Regions from separate parts of the Mus musculus genome. Here regions 2 and 3 are each linked to region 1. Evidence: chromatin contacts called from ENCODE Hi-C or POLR2A ChIA-PET data. All regions are on one chromosome and are shown on one strand. The core of a region is the stretch at or near the end of the contact, and the rest is flanking DNA. Distances in the headings are between cores, read along the strand shown. Region 1 holds the start of Cenpv (centromere protein V). Region 2 overlaps Pigl (phosphatidylinositol glycan anchor biosynthesis, class L). Region 3 holds the start of Trpv2 (transient receptor potential cation channel, subfamily V, member 2).

Region 1 (4,791 bases), core at 1,553-4,052:
GCATGAGTGTAGGTGCCCAAGAAGTTGAGGAGACATCAGATCCTCAAGTTACAGTCAGTTGTGAGCTGCCCGAAGTATGTGTTGGGAACCCAGCTTTACAACAGCAGTACCGTACCAACTCTTTAGCCCCAAAAGGATTCCCAAACAGAAGCCATCCAAAAGTTCAGCAACCGAATGAAAAGGTAGCATTACTACAGGACAGAGAAATGCGAAACCGAAGGAAGTGATGTCATGGCACAGCCTCAGAAAAGCTAAGTGAAAAGACCAGCGGTGTGACTTCTGTGAGGTATGGAGCAACTGCAGACCTCATCCAGTGCTGGCAGAGCATAAAACCGGCCGGCCAGCTTAAAACCTTCATAGTTCCTTAAAAAGAATGATGCTCGCTAGGCATGGTGGCACATGCCTGTAGTCCTAGCATCTGTGACAGGTAGAGGCAGGAGGATTGTTGAATAAGACAACACTGACTACATAAGACTTGGTCACAACACAGTCTTAACCTGTGAACCAGAAATTCCACTTTGAATGTTTGGAGAGAAACTGATCTACCAAAAGACTTGGGTAAAAATGTAAAAGTGAATACAAGCTTTATCACATTTGTACAAATTAGAAACAAAAGTAGTTAAGAGAATAAATGTAAGGGGACTAGGGGCTAGCCTGCCACACACACATGAAGCCCTGAGTTAGGATTCCTAGCACCCATATAAAAGTGGACACTGGGGTCACAAGTCTGTAGCCCCACCCACTGTGGAGCTGCTAGGGAAAGTCATCTCCTTGAGTTCAGTGACCCTCCAGTGTAGGCAGAGTGTGAGCTCCCGTTTCAGTGAGGAACCCTCCCTCAGGATGAAGGTGGAGAACCATGAAGACACCCATCATTGAACTCTGACATACACTTGCAACACACACACACACACACACACAAAATAAACGGTGATATATTCTTATGTAAATTTTCTCCCCCACTGCTGTGCCAGTCAGGACAGAAACTGATTCAGAAGCCATGAAGGAAGAACACTGCTTACAGGCTTGCTCAGCCTGCTCTCATAGAGTGAGTCCAGGACCACCTGCCCAGGGGTGATGGTGATCAATAATGAATCAAGGAAATGACCTACAGACTTACCCACTAATTTGATGGAGGCATTTTTTTTTCAGTTAAGGTTCCCTCTCTGATGACCCTTGTTTGTGTTGCATTAACAAAAGCCAATCCGCATAGATCATATTGACATCAATAAATTATATATGTACATATATGTATATATGTGTGTATATATAATATCAATTATTTCCAAAATGTTGAACAGTATTAGATTTAACAATGTACATGCTATTTTTGAAATGACATTCAAAGATAGGCTAAAGTAGTGTGGTAGATCACACCTGTGATTCTAGCACTTGGGAGGTTGAGGCTGGAGAATAGGTACAGGTTTGAAGCCAGCCTTAGCTACTTAGTGAGTCTAGGACTAGACTAGGCTAAAGAATGAAGCCCTGACTCAAACAAGCCCGGCAGCCAAGTAAAGGTGCCTGTCACCAGACAGCTTGTTTGGTGCAAGAAGAGAACTCATGGTGTAGACTGTCTTCTGCTCCCCATGCACCCGCATACTTCGCTCTCCTCCTGAATAAAGATTTTTAAAACTGTAATGTGTATCAGGAGGTGGAGGCAGGCAGATCACAGTGAGCTAAGATAAACCTGAGCCTTATTCGTGAGTTCCAGGCCAGCCAGGGCTACACGGTTAGACCTTGTCTCTAAATACACAAAACAGGCGAAAGTAAGTCACAGTGAGAAAAAGCCAAAACAAAACAGTGGTCACTTCTGCTTGCTTTTTGGAGATAGTCTAGATGTGGCTAGGATATGCCACATCTGAATTGGTGCATGCAAATCTGTACATTTAAGATACGGGCACAAAGGAAACACCAAAACAAATTATGCATCTAGGAAGTTTCAATTATTGAGAACTTTGTGTTAAAACTTAATGAGGATTTATGAATTAATCAAGCTGTATTTGGGAAAACCCATATTTTCATCATTAAAGATAATAAATGGACTCTATATTGTAATAAAATCAACAAAAACAGAACTAAGTTGAAAAATGAAAAATGCACCAAAAACGAGTAAAAGAAAACGTTTCTTTAAAAGTGTGAGAACAACTGAAAGGGTTTGGAGACTATCTGGGATACCGCAGTGGATGGTTCTTGGGATTTTTGTCTTTAAACGTCAATACGGTATTCTGCAAAAGCTTATGAATGGAATGTAATCCTGGATCCATTTACTTAAAATTGAAAACAAAATCTAGGGCTGGGAATGTGGCTCAGTGCAAGAGTGCTTTCTCAAAGCTGTGGGTCCTATTCTCAGTTCTGCAAAACCACCAAAAAACCTGTTGACCATTGATCAAACTGACTCCAGCTGTCATTTATGCTTCCAGTAGCAGATATCCGACAATTTACATACTACGTTAGCTCACATTAGGTACATGATGGCCTCTGCCAAGTTGGTAGTGTTACCACCTTGGAAACCACGAAGTCACCCAAGCGTGCCAGCTCTGATGTGGCCGTGAATTTATGAACTGAGGCCTGACCCAGGTCCCCAGTTAGAAATGTGTGGTTGGAGTCAGTGGAGGCTGGAAGCTCCTTCGCTGATCAAACGGGCACCGCTACCTGCAAGCGCAGGTGCAGGCGCGGTCTCGTTAGACCCTCAGCGCTCGGCCGGCCCCACGGCCAGGGTCTCTTAGTTGGGTCCCTAGCTCGCGTGTTCCGGAGCGCCGCGCACCACCCCCGGGGCCTTCAGGTTGTCGGAGGCGGGGACGCGCATCGGCCGGCGGGAGCGCGCAGAGCCGAGAGGCCTGCGAGCCCGGCTGAGGGAGACATGCGGCGGACTCGCAGTGCCGTGGCCACCGGCCCGCGGGAGCAGCGGCGCTCGGGGGCCACCGGGGGCTTGAGCGGCGGCGAAAGCCGCGCGCAGCGCTCCCGGAGCAGGACTAGGGCCGGGGCCGGGGGCGGGGGCGGGGCGGTCGGTCCGCAGCCGTCGGCAAAGCCGCGGCCCAAGCCACCGCCGCGGGCCCAGGAGGCGGCCGCCGAGGAGCCACCGCCGGCGGTCACCCCCGCCGCCTCGGTGTCGGCGCTCGACCTGGGGGAGCAGCGGGAGCGCTGGGAGACGTTCCAGAAGCGGCAACGGCTCAGCTTCGAGGGCGCCGCCAAGCTGCTGCTGGACACCTTGTGAGTGTGTCGGGGGCGGCGGGCCGGCACACGCGAGGTGCGCACGGGCGGCGGGACCCGAGGGCTGAGTGCTGAGCCGTTGGCGGGCTGCTCCGGACGGTGTCGGGCTGAGTGCGCGGAAGGGCCCCTCAGGGTGAAAAAACAGACATCCCCCGGCTTGCCAGCTACCAAGACCGTTTTACCCGTTTTTGCACGTGCTTTCGGGGAGTGGGCGGGAGGAAAGGTCGAAGTGGAGAATTTAGTGACCCGAGGAGCGAAGGCCGGTTGTTCTAATCAGTTCCCCGGAGGGAGGGTGCAGGGTGCGGTTATTGATCTCGGAGGGAAAGGCGCGCAAAGCGTTGTCCAGGACGGGCGCTTGCAGGGGGAATGGGGAGTTAAGGTGTTATGTTCTCATCCCCGGTCCGGGCTGGCAGCTCCCCCAGTCTGTGCTTCTGAAGTGCTTCCAGCTTCTTTGGTGGCCTAAGGAGCAGATCTGAGGTCCGTTATTGGGGAAAAGAGCTGATGACTACTCTGGCCAGATGCCTGCTCTTTGGCAAATGTAATGTGAACCCCTTCCTCCTTTACCCATTGTGCTCCGAGAAAAACCCAGTACCCTTGTCTTATAGCCCTCACTCGCAGATGAATTAAAAAGAACAATAAAAGACAAAGAAAACTAACGTTAACCCAACAATTGTTTAACAACCTGAACTACTTTTCATAACAACAAGATGCTCTTTTGTCTTTGTCCCAGAATTAGTTCTCTTGGTTTTGGTGGATCCTCTAAGAACTGGAGTATTTAGTTAGCTTTCTATCTGTTTCGTTTATTCAATTTTATCCCCTTGGGCTATAAATTGAATGCTTTAAAACATTAAAACAAAAATCAGTTAAAACTTAAAAAAAATGAAATATAACACGGAGTACCTGTTGTGTACTAGCTACTGGGAGATCTAAATGATACTATATAAAACTCAGTAGAGCTGGGCACAGTAGCACATGCCGACAATCCTAGCATTCAGGAGGCCGAGGCGGAGGAGTACAGTGATTTCAAGTGCAGCCTGGGCTACAGAGATAGATCCTTTCTCCGAAGAGAAAGAGAAAGAGAGAAAGGAAAACAGAAGCAAGCCAGCGAGAAGGAGGTCCACGTGTGTAAGCCCAGCACTTGGAAGGTGGAGGCAGGAAGATCTACAAGTTCAAGGTCATCCTTGACCACATAGTTAATTTGAGGCCAGCTTGAGCTGCACTGACACCCTGTCTCAAAAGGAAACAAAAAAGCCCCCCACACACACACACAAAGCAAAAATTTTTAGGTAATATTTTCCCCTAAAACAAAATGGTAATGATCTTTAAAAAAGATACTAAAAATATTGGCAGGAAAAGAGGCATTTCACTCACCAGAATAGCGTGCTGTATGCTTGCTTACATCCACTCTATGGTCTTTTAAGCTAACTTTTATACAAAGAAAACGTATGTTAAATACACTAACATTTGGTTCCAATATCGCAAAAAATTGGAGGAATGGATAGCAAATACGGGCTCTCTAAGTGGGATGATCACAGGGGTGGAGGGTTCTCAATGTGTTATTAAACTGTTTGGCTTTTTTTTTTT
Region 2 (4,791 bases), core at 1,457-3,956, 44 kb after region 1:
CCTGAGTACTGAGATTAAAGGCTAGGGCCACCACACCCAGCCTGACTTTGCATTCTTATACTCTCAGCAGTTGTGATTATGAGCATAAAACTTGAATAAGATTGAGATCATCAGGAATTTAGGAGGCCCTACCCACCCCTGAGGATCTATAGAGGGTTAATGATTGATGGGGAGAGAGACATTTTCTCCAGTGGTGCAAGCACTGGCGAGGGGCCTGTGTTCCTATAAATAACCCATCACCCATGCTGCTGAAAACAACCCTAAGTAAACTCACTGGGTCAAACACACAAACAAAAGGAGAAGAAAAAAAGAAAGACGTGGATAAGGAGGGCCAGCTGGGAAGAGAGAGAGAAGCAGTAGGAGGGGAGGGGTCACAAGGGAGTGCTATGGGGGCTGATGACCATGAAGGGACATTGTATACATTTTTGAGAATGTCAAAATGAAACCCATTACTATGTAAACTAATATATGCCAGGAAAAACATAAAAACCTTAAAGAGGGTTAAAAGCTGAATCAGACTCAGAAGACTGAGGCAGGAAGTCAAGTTTGAGATCGGCCTGGGTTAAAAAAGAGAAAAGATCATTTAAGGAAAACAGGCAAAATTACAAGGAAGGAATGCAAAATATCAAAATATAATGCATTTTTAGGATTCTCAGAAAGAATGCAAGAAATGCAAAATAAAAGCAAGATGCTTGTGGAGAAGGGCACAGGCAGAGTTCAAATGGCTTCCGTGAGTCTGACCCTAGACTTCTAGAAAATTCCGATAAGGAAATGGAGAAGCTTAAAGGCCGGTAGAGCAAGTAGAAATACCTAATCTATGCCGGGCGACGGAGGTGCATGCCTTTAATCCCAGCACTCCGGAGGCAGAGGCAGGCGGATTTCTGAGTTCGAGGCCAGCCTGGTCTATAAAGTGAGTTCCAGGAGAGCCAGGGCTACACAGAGAAACCCTGTCTCAGGGGAAAAAAAAAAAGAATTACCTAACCTACATTCACCTCCCTTACCAAAGGACTAGCAGTTCTACAGCTTCACCACCAGGGGGGCGATTTCTCTATCCTTGTGAACTTGAAAGTGAGGATCCACCCAAGACGTGGAATGTTAGTGTGTACACCAGAAAGAGCCCCCAGCCCCTAAACCTTTGCTTGTCACATAAAGAATAACTCATGTGAAAGAGGAATAGGAATATGAAAAGAAATTGAATTTTCACAACAAGGCAATAAAGTGGGAGGGCCTCCAAATGACAAGCTCCCAATAGATTGGAGCCTTGAGATAACCAAGTCTCAGCTTCCCAGAAAGCAGAGCCTACACTGAAGCCACCTCACTGTCACCTGGAGACAAGGACTGTGGAAGGCACAGAGGGAGGGATAGTGAGCCATAGAGGGAGGGAAGCTGGGAAGGAGGGTGGTTTTATTGATTTGATACATGGCTTATTAGATCCCATGGGTGTCTAAAAAGCTGTATGTACAGTACCTCCACACAGAGGGCAGGTTGTAGCCTGTTAGCTCTTCAGACTTCAAGGTGAGCTTACTTGGGTGCCCCAGGACTGAGATGTCATAGAAGCCCTGAGCTAGAAAGCAGGTGGTAGACTGAGCCTGAGCCATGGGCTTGTCAGACAACAGTGAGTATCTGGAGATAAGGGTGCCCGGGACCCCAAAACATCAGGGCAAGACTCAGAACAAATTCAGTGTTCACTTAGCTAACATGGACCAAGTACACACTTCTGTATCATACCCAAGGCAATAGCCAAACATGGATATAGGTCACTCTTTATGCTTAGGGCTGAGTGGAGCTGAGGTTTGGGATCTTGCAGGATGAAGGAATTTCCCAGGGAAAGGAGAGCCAAGAGGTCAGGGATTCCAAGCCAAGGAGGCAGTATGATGAGCTGGCGGCATGAGCAGCTAGCTGGCAGTGGTTGCTGAAGCGCACCGGCAGCTGGTGGAGCTGAGAGTGTCGCAGGCCTCTGAGGAGGACAAGGAGGTGGAGGTGGAGGAGGAGGAGGAGGAGGAGGAGGAGGAAGAGGAGGAGGAGGAGGAGGAGGATGGCCACCATCCAGGGGAGCAGAGGAAGACTGTGGCCAGGCCTTGTGTTTGACAAGCCCTTGAGAGCGGGAAGAGGGTGGACTTAGCAAACAGTGTTAGTGCTACAGGAAAATGCTCCCAGCTCCCGGCTCCACCCGGGACTGCTGTGTTCAGTAAACAAGCTCGCCTCAGCCTGTGACGCTTGCTTTTCTAATAGTGAAATATCCTCAAACTCTGACCTTCACACATTCTAGTGACTCGTCCTTACTGGTACTTTTACAGTCCCTCAGCAGTGCCATGCAAACACTCTGGAGAATCTGTGGTGCAGGAGACTCCTCCAGTCAGTACGTCTGAGAAGGGAGGCCCCTGGGCTCCACTAGCAAGAGGAGGTTTGCTTTGTCTTCTCTCAGACACAGCCTCTGCAGAAGCGACCAGGACCGGTGCTGCTGCAGAGCTCCAGCAGAGCTCCAGCAGGGTTAGGTAACGACTTAGCTCCCTGAGAACCAAGTCCTACTTTTGCACACTGCACTCTGAACTCTCATACAGATGGAAGTGGTTCAGACACCCTTATTTGGTCTTGTGGCTTGTTTAGCACAGTGCTGGCAGAATCTGCTGCCCCTCCTCCACCCACTTCAGGCACATTTCTAAACTTAATTACTTCCTTTGTCATCTAAAGTGGGTAAAGGTCAGTAGGGTTCAGTGTAACGGCTTTGGCAGGCCCAGGGCCTGGAAGCTTAGTTGGAGCCCAGCAGTTGGCCCGTCCTCACCAAGGGCTCATTTAGGGAGGCAGGGGCTGTCTCCCCATGCTGAGGCCATCCTGCAGCGTTCCTGCTGGAGCACAGGAGGACCAGGGAAGACAAGGGAAATGGATCTAAGCTAAAAGGTTGGACCCAACAGTTGAAAGCAGGGTTCAGTAACTTCTGTGGAGTAAGGGCAGTGGTTCTCAATTTGTGGGTCTCATCCCCTTTGGCGTTGAAGATGAGATATTGTGCATATCAGATATCTATGATTCTTTGTTGTTGTTTTCTTGAGACAGGGTTTCTCTATGAAGCCTTGGCTGTCCCAGAACTCACTCGGTAGACCAGGGTAGCCTTGAACTCACAAAAAATCTGCCTGCCTCTGCCTCCTGAGCACTATGATCAGAGTGTGTGCTACCACCACCTGACTAATTTGCATATTTCTAATGGCTAGTTATACATGTTTCTTAGCATTGCATGATAAATAACAGTGGCAAAGTTACAGTTGAAATAGCAACAAAATAATGTTCTGGTTGGGGTCCCCACACATGAGGAACTGTATTAAAGGGTCTCAGCATCAGGAAGGTGGAGAACCATGGCTCTAGAGTGAGACAAACCTAGAGGGGAAATAAAACAATGGAAAGAAGGACGAGGAGAAGGAAGAACATGCCCTGAGAGCGGAACAGTCAGCACCTTGATTAAATGTCCCAACAGACCCCTTTCTGCACAGGGCTTCCCTCTCCCAAGTGGAATCATAAAATGGCCTTTTCTTTTAGCCTTCGATGCAAAATGAGCCAGGAAATCACAAGTGTAGGTACTTGTAGGAAATATTTCCTTAATACTGTCCGCAGGTCACAGGGCCTTGTCCTTGCAGGTATGCTGAAGCTTCTACAGGCTGACGCAGGAGGGTTTATGACCACTTACCTTCTTCCAAGACACTAAAACAGAGGAAGAGCTGGGCGCGGTGGCCCACGCCTTTAATCCCAGCACTTAGGAGGCAGAGGCAGGTGAATTTCTGAGTTCAAGGCCAGCCTGGTCTACACAGAGAAATCCTGTCTAGAAAAAAACAAAAAACAAAAAAAACAAAGACAAAAAACAAAAACCAAAAACAGAGGAAGAAAAGGCCTGCTGGATACATGGGTTGTACCAATTAGTAGTTAGTTCAGCCTGGAACACTGGGGCCCTGTTTCTGTCTGTTCTACATACCTGTAAGTACTGCTGCTGCTTGTAGACTGGAGACCCTTGTGTGCTTTATGAAAGATGCCCAAACTCCTGTGGAGTCCTGTAGACCAGGCTGGCCTCATACTTGGAGATCCACCTGTCTCTGTCTCCCAAGTCCTGGGATTAAAGGCATGTGCCACCACTTTTTCTTTGGCATTTTGTAAAAGGTACCCAGAGGTTGCTGAGGCATTGTGAATCACAGTGCTGTACAGAAATCAGTAGTCTGTGCTTCTCCTTCTCAAAGACATCCTTCATATTGTTGCAACAAAGCTTGCAGCACTCTTATAGGAAATTTTACTTCATAGTTTGCCAGTGTGTTGTTTAGTGTGGTGTTGAGAACAGGCTGCAATCTGCTCTACGCTATTCCACAGTATATAAAACAGTGTTTTTTCTGGCCATGCTTTGTCCTAAGAGACTCCAACTTACAAGTAACTTTAGACTCAATTTTAAGGAAGGGGGATGAGAGCAGCCCCTGGGTGCACTAGCCAACCACTCTCTGTTAGGTTGAACCCATATAGCACAGGCTGCTAAGTATCTCTGGGAGAAGAAAGGAAGCCACCTTGGCCTGAGAGATGGGTCAGTGATTTAGAATATTGGCTGCTCTTTCAGAGGACCAGAGAGGTGTATTCCAAGCACTGACAAGGTGGTTCAAAACCCTTTATAACTCTAGTCCCAAGGGATCCCACATCCTCTTCTGCCCTCCACAGGAACTGCTTACAGGTGGTACACGGACATACATGCAGGCAAAACACCCATGTATATATTAAAACAAAACAAAACAAAAAGACCCCAAAACAAACAACAAAGAAACAAACAAT
Region 3 (4,791 bases), core at 1,620-4,119, 36 kb before region 1:
TCTTTCCTTTGTTCACCTCAGCACTGCCTTCTTCATCTCCATCGGACGTCTCCAGCCTAAAAGCTGGGGGGTTGGAGGCTGAAGTCATCCTGAGAGAGGAGGGTGCTCCTTATCGCTGAAACTTCTGTGGAGATGGAGATCTTAAGGTTCCCCTCTCTCTCTCATACCGCAGTGGGGTAGGCCTGGCTGGGACCTGGAGAAGGTGATGTAGAGAAAGGAGAGCAGGAGCTGGGGTAAAGACAGTGCTTGTTTACCATGCACAGAGTGCTGGCTTCTCTACCCAGCAAAGCATAAGCCACCTGTAGCAGTCCAAGGCCAGCTGCTGGAGGGATGGCTCAGTGGTTAAGAGCACTGGGCTACCTTTCCAGAGAATCGGGGTTCGGGGCCCAGCACTGCATGGTGGCTCACAACCCTCTGTCACTCCAGTTCCAGGGGATCTGATGTGTTCTGACCTCTGCAGGTATCAAGCACACACGTGGTACACACTCATATACAGAAAATAAGTAATAAATTGATAAAATATTTTAAAAAATAGAATTAGGAGCTAGAGGATCAGAAGTTCAAGGTCATCTGAAAATAGCCTGGGATACTCTGTCTCAAGAGAGAAAGAGAGAGAGGGAGAGGGAGAGTGGGAGAGGGAGAGGGAGGCGGGATGAGGAAAGAGCTGGATCAGAAAGGGCTTGCCACACAGCCTGGAGGAGCTGAGGATCCTGGGTGTCCACATAAAAAGCCACGGAATGAGGTATATCTTTAATTTCAGTGAAGAAAGGCAGGCAGAGACAAGAGGCTTGCTGGCCAGCCAGTCTAGCAGAGTTCAGTGAGACCCTAGCTCAAAAAAACAAAGCTGAGAACAATGAAAACAATCCACATCTACTTCTGGCGTCTACACACATCCAAAACCACACCTACATACACAAAAAAATAAAAATAAAAATAAAAATAAAAGAGAGCCATGCCTGGTGGTGCACGCCTTTAAACCCAGCGTTCAGGAGGCAGAGGCCAGCCAGGTCTACATAGTGAGTTCCAGGACCAAGGCTACATAATGAGACCCTGCCTCAAAAAACAAAAACAAAAACAAAAACAAAACAAAAAAAACAACAAAAACAAAACAAAACAACAACAACAGAAGGGGTGTGTATGTGTAGGAAGGAGAGTGGGAAACTGTTAGCTTTCCAAGAGGGAAAATCAGCGGTGAAGGAGAGAGGCAGTGTCAGGAAGATGTGCTGGGAGCAGGGACCTGACAGAGTTGTCACTTTGATATTATCTCACAGGAAGTCAGGACTGTCTTTATCCCCCTTGGGAATTTCTGATGTTCAAGAAGACTCAAATCCTATTTAGGGGTGAGAATGCTTGTGTTCACAACCCCACCCATTCTCTACCTGATATCAAGCCCAGTGCCCAATGGTACAGACAGATAAAACTTCAGTTGTTTGGCCAGCACAGGCCACGAAACCCTTAATGTAGAGAGGGAGCGATCCAGGGAACTACTGGTCTATCAGACCCTTCCTTTTGCTGCCAGAACAACCGCGACTCAGAAAAGAGAAGTGAGTTGCCACCTCGCTTCGTGTCCTGATGGTCCTCTTCAGTTCTCAGAACCCAATTACGTTCGTTTCCAGTCTGACTCATATCTGAGGGTATAAGACACCACCTCCGAAGGGGCTTTAGAGCTGGCAAGCGCTATCTGCCTTCCCACCTCAAACTGCACACTGGGTCTGGGGTTAGCTGACAGCTAACCTCACCCTCAACAGAAACAGCAACCACAGCCTCCATCACGTGGCCGGGGCTGGGACCTAGTTAGAGCTGGGGAGCCTCTGTCTTCCTCAGAGTTCAGAAACCGGAAGGAAAGAATCAGAGCCGGTCAGAAGACAGTGGGGGTAGGAAAAAGGGGCAGGGAACAGGTTGGTAGAAATAAGGGACAGAAAAAAACAGGGCCAAGAGAGGAAGCGGTAGTGTGGCCCCGGCCCACTCTCAATTTGTTACAGGATCCCAGTACACTCAGAGAACTGGGTGGGGCATTTTCCACAATAGCCAGGGGGCCTGACTGAGGTTTCACTTCTCTGCCCACCTTAGTAGGACATGGGCATCCTCCTTTTGCGCAGTCTAGCTTCCACCCTCAAGCAAATCCTGGCAGACGCTGCGTCTGACATCATTCCCAACCCCCAGCAGCAACAACTGTCTTCCAGAGGCTGTCTACCTTACCTCCTGGGATCCCCATTCTGGCAGCAGAGAAAGAGGCCTGGAGGTTCAGGGAGCCAGATCCCACGCAGACCCTTATTCCAAGATGGAGATGCCGGGAGACCAATCCAATCATTCACTGTCATACTTCCAGACGCAACCCCTAGGACATCCTGAAATAGCCCATCGACTTACCCCTCAGGCTGAAGTCAAGGCGTAGCGGCAGCAGACTACAAGCCAGGATCACCAAGCCTAGCGGGACTCTCCAGCAGCGGGGATTGAGAGAGGAAGTGCCGCGGAAGCCTCCGTAGCTGGCCGTAGCTTTCTCTGTATCGTCCACCCTCCACCTGTTCGTCGCACACAGTGGATAGTGCGGGCTTAACGCCAACCTGTCAAGGACCAGTGACTGGCCACTGGGCTGATCATCAGGACCACTGGCCACACCCTGCTTTCGCGAGACACGCCCTGCTCCTCCATCGGTGCACTTCCACCCACAACTGTAGCCAGAGAAGCCCCTGGGGCAGTCAGAGGAAGTTCTGGGGTGGTGGGACCTAGGCTTGGGTGGAAGCTGGCACAGGTGTGGGATTCATGCCCTAAAACACTGACGCCCACCCCTCCTGATTCTTAACACCGTGTGCCCTCCCCCGGCCATTTGGTTCATCACTGTCCGACCCAAGGGAGAGAAGAATGGGATAGCCCCAGAGAGAGAAGAGGTTCAGTCTAGCATTTGCCCCAGAGAATGCAGCCCAACCCATCCAGCCATTATTTCCATCTAAGGAAGATTCGCTCAGCGTCCTGACCCCAGGGATCCCCCGAGTATCCATTTACAAGGGCACTTCCAGAAACAGCCAGCAGGTGGCAACCGTGTGGCCAACAGGAATGGCTGAAATTGTACAGCCCCGGCACTGCCAGGGAGAACAAGGACCAGCTCTCCCTCTCTTTTTCGCCGGAAGACCTCTGTCCTTGCTCCACATCCCAAATTTTGTTTGATTGGTCCAAAGCACTAATTTCTCTCCCGTGAGAATGTTCTACCAAACCGGTCCCCCTGCTTCTCCGCTGCTACACTCATACGTCACACCCCATTCTTATACCAACTAAGGTGGTCTGCTAAAAATATAAACCAGGGGCCAGCGTTTAGCTTTAATGGTAGACTTAGTGGCATATGTAAGGCCCTGTGTTTGACCCCCAGTATCAGTAATCAAAGAAAAACTAAATAACAAAAATTAATTAATTAATGTCACCCCCACCTCCAAGCCACTTTTTCATAGCACTAAAAATAAAACCCAAACTTCATACAACAACCTCATGCAGCCCAGAGGCCCGCCCCAGTCATGTCACCTTCACCATGCTACACTCCAGACCTGTACCGTCCAGTATGGCAGTCATTAGCCACGGCAGCTATTTAGATTTTAGTTTGGTTTACACTTTTACCTGCGGCAAGGACTTGATATGAAACCAACTGTGGCAATCCTCCTGCCTCTCTCTCTACAGTGCTGGTGTTATAACTGTGCCTCCATGGTTGGTCATCTTTCAGATGAGTCCACTGTAAGGCAAAACTCAGCAAATACTAGCTGGCATGGCCCTCCACTCTTCCCAAATATGTCCTGTTTTCTCTGTAGTACAAGCTGTCTCACCTGCTAGGAGCAACAAGCAACACACACACACACACACACACACATATACGCACACACACAGTAGCATCGCCATCATGGCCACATACCTTAGTTCTAAGCATCTTCTGCTTGTGTTTGTGTTTCTTTGTTGGTTTTATAGTGCTTGAACATGGGCATGCCAGGCCAGCCTCTACCACAGCTTCCTGCTCTATTTTCTGTTTAAACATCACTTCCTCTCAGTAGAGCTAGACCAGCTAGACCCTAAACTGGGGGGAGGGGCCCTAGAAACGTACTCCTAAGACACCTGCCTTGCCCCTGGCAGAGGCTGATTTGTACTGTGCTGCCTGCCCCCTATAATAACATACTTAGCCATCCACTGTTGCTCAAATGTGCTTAGGACTGCAAGTGCAGAGTAATGCCAGCACTTCTGTTTAGCTGGGCGAGGCCCCAAGAGGTGACTCCTTGCAGCAGGAACCAAGCCACGTATATGCATTTAAGCAATCAACTTCATAAATGTTTAAATCTATGCTTAAAATTTCCTTTAACAAACTCTGTTTTTTTTAAGCAGTTACTTCATATTAGCTTTTTTTTTTTTTTTTTTTTTTTTTTTTTTTTTTTTTTTCTATGAAGACAAGGCTCCAACTTCTCCTGAGTGAGGTGAAGCCTCTGAAAGAGAATTCTTGAAGCAACTGAGGGCAGCAGAATGGGAAATAGAATTTTTTTTATTAGGTATTTTCCTCGTTTACATTTTCAATGCTATCCCAAAGGTCCCCCATACCCACCCACCCCCAATCCCCTACCCACCCACTCCCCCTTTTTGGCCCTGGCGTTCCCCTGTACTGGGGCATATAAAGTTTGCAAGTCCAATGGGCCTCTCTTTGCAGTGATGGCTTACTAGGCCATCTTTTGATACATATACAGCTAGAGTCAAGAGCTCCGGGGTACTGGTTAGTTCATATTGTTGTTCCACCTATAGGGTTGCAGTTCCCTTGGAAATAGAATT

Evidence for each region. A loop is a pair of places that touch in the nucleus more often than their neighbours do. ChIA-PET counts read pairs that join two places held with the same protein, here RNA polymerase II (POLR2A).
Region 2: POLR2A ChIA-PET joins it to region 1 with 55 read pairs in embryonic stem cell. The contact joins the enhancer-like site here to the promoter of Cenpv in region 1. POLR2A ChIA-PET finds 5 or more read pairs at or near these places in 4 of 5 experiments (Patski and embryonic stem cell).
Region 3: a loop to region 1 is called in a map of left cerebral cortex, with 6 times the contacts of the local background. The contact joins the promoter of Trpv2 here to the promoter of Cenpv in region 1. A Hi-C loop is called at or near these places in 8 of 37 maps with a recorded cell type or tissue (gastrocnemius, heart and left cerebral cortex). POLR2A ChIA-PET finds 5 or more read pairs at or near these places in 3 of 5 experiments (Patski and embryonic stem cell).

What each region holds. Positions count from the first base shown.
Region 1 is chr11:62,537,272-62,542,062 of GRCm38, reverse strand. It overlaps Cenpv (centromere protein V), which reads left to right and starts at 2,802. Exons shown (of 5, transcript NM_028448.1): 1 at 2,802-3,207. The coding sequence starts at 2,858.
Region 2 is chr11:62,492,771-62,497,561 of GRCm38, reverse strand. All of the region lies in intron 2 of Pigl (phosphatidylinositol glycan anchor biosynthesis, class L), which reads right to left. Among named protein-coding and RNA genes, the nearest start is that of Pigl, 37 kb to the right of the region's middle. Within about 2 kb of position 2,706, at least 2 of the 3 ENCODE cell types and tissues checked have a DNase peak (open chromatin) inside an H3K27ac peak, as active enhancers do.
Region 3 is chr11:62,573,705-62,578,495 of GRCm38, reverse strand. It overlaps Trpv2 (transient receptor potential cation channel, subfamily V, member 2), which reads right to left and starts at 2,869. Exons shown (of 15, transcript NM_001382489.1): 1 at 2,371-2,869; 2 at 1-193. The coding sequence starts at 88.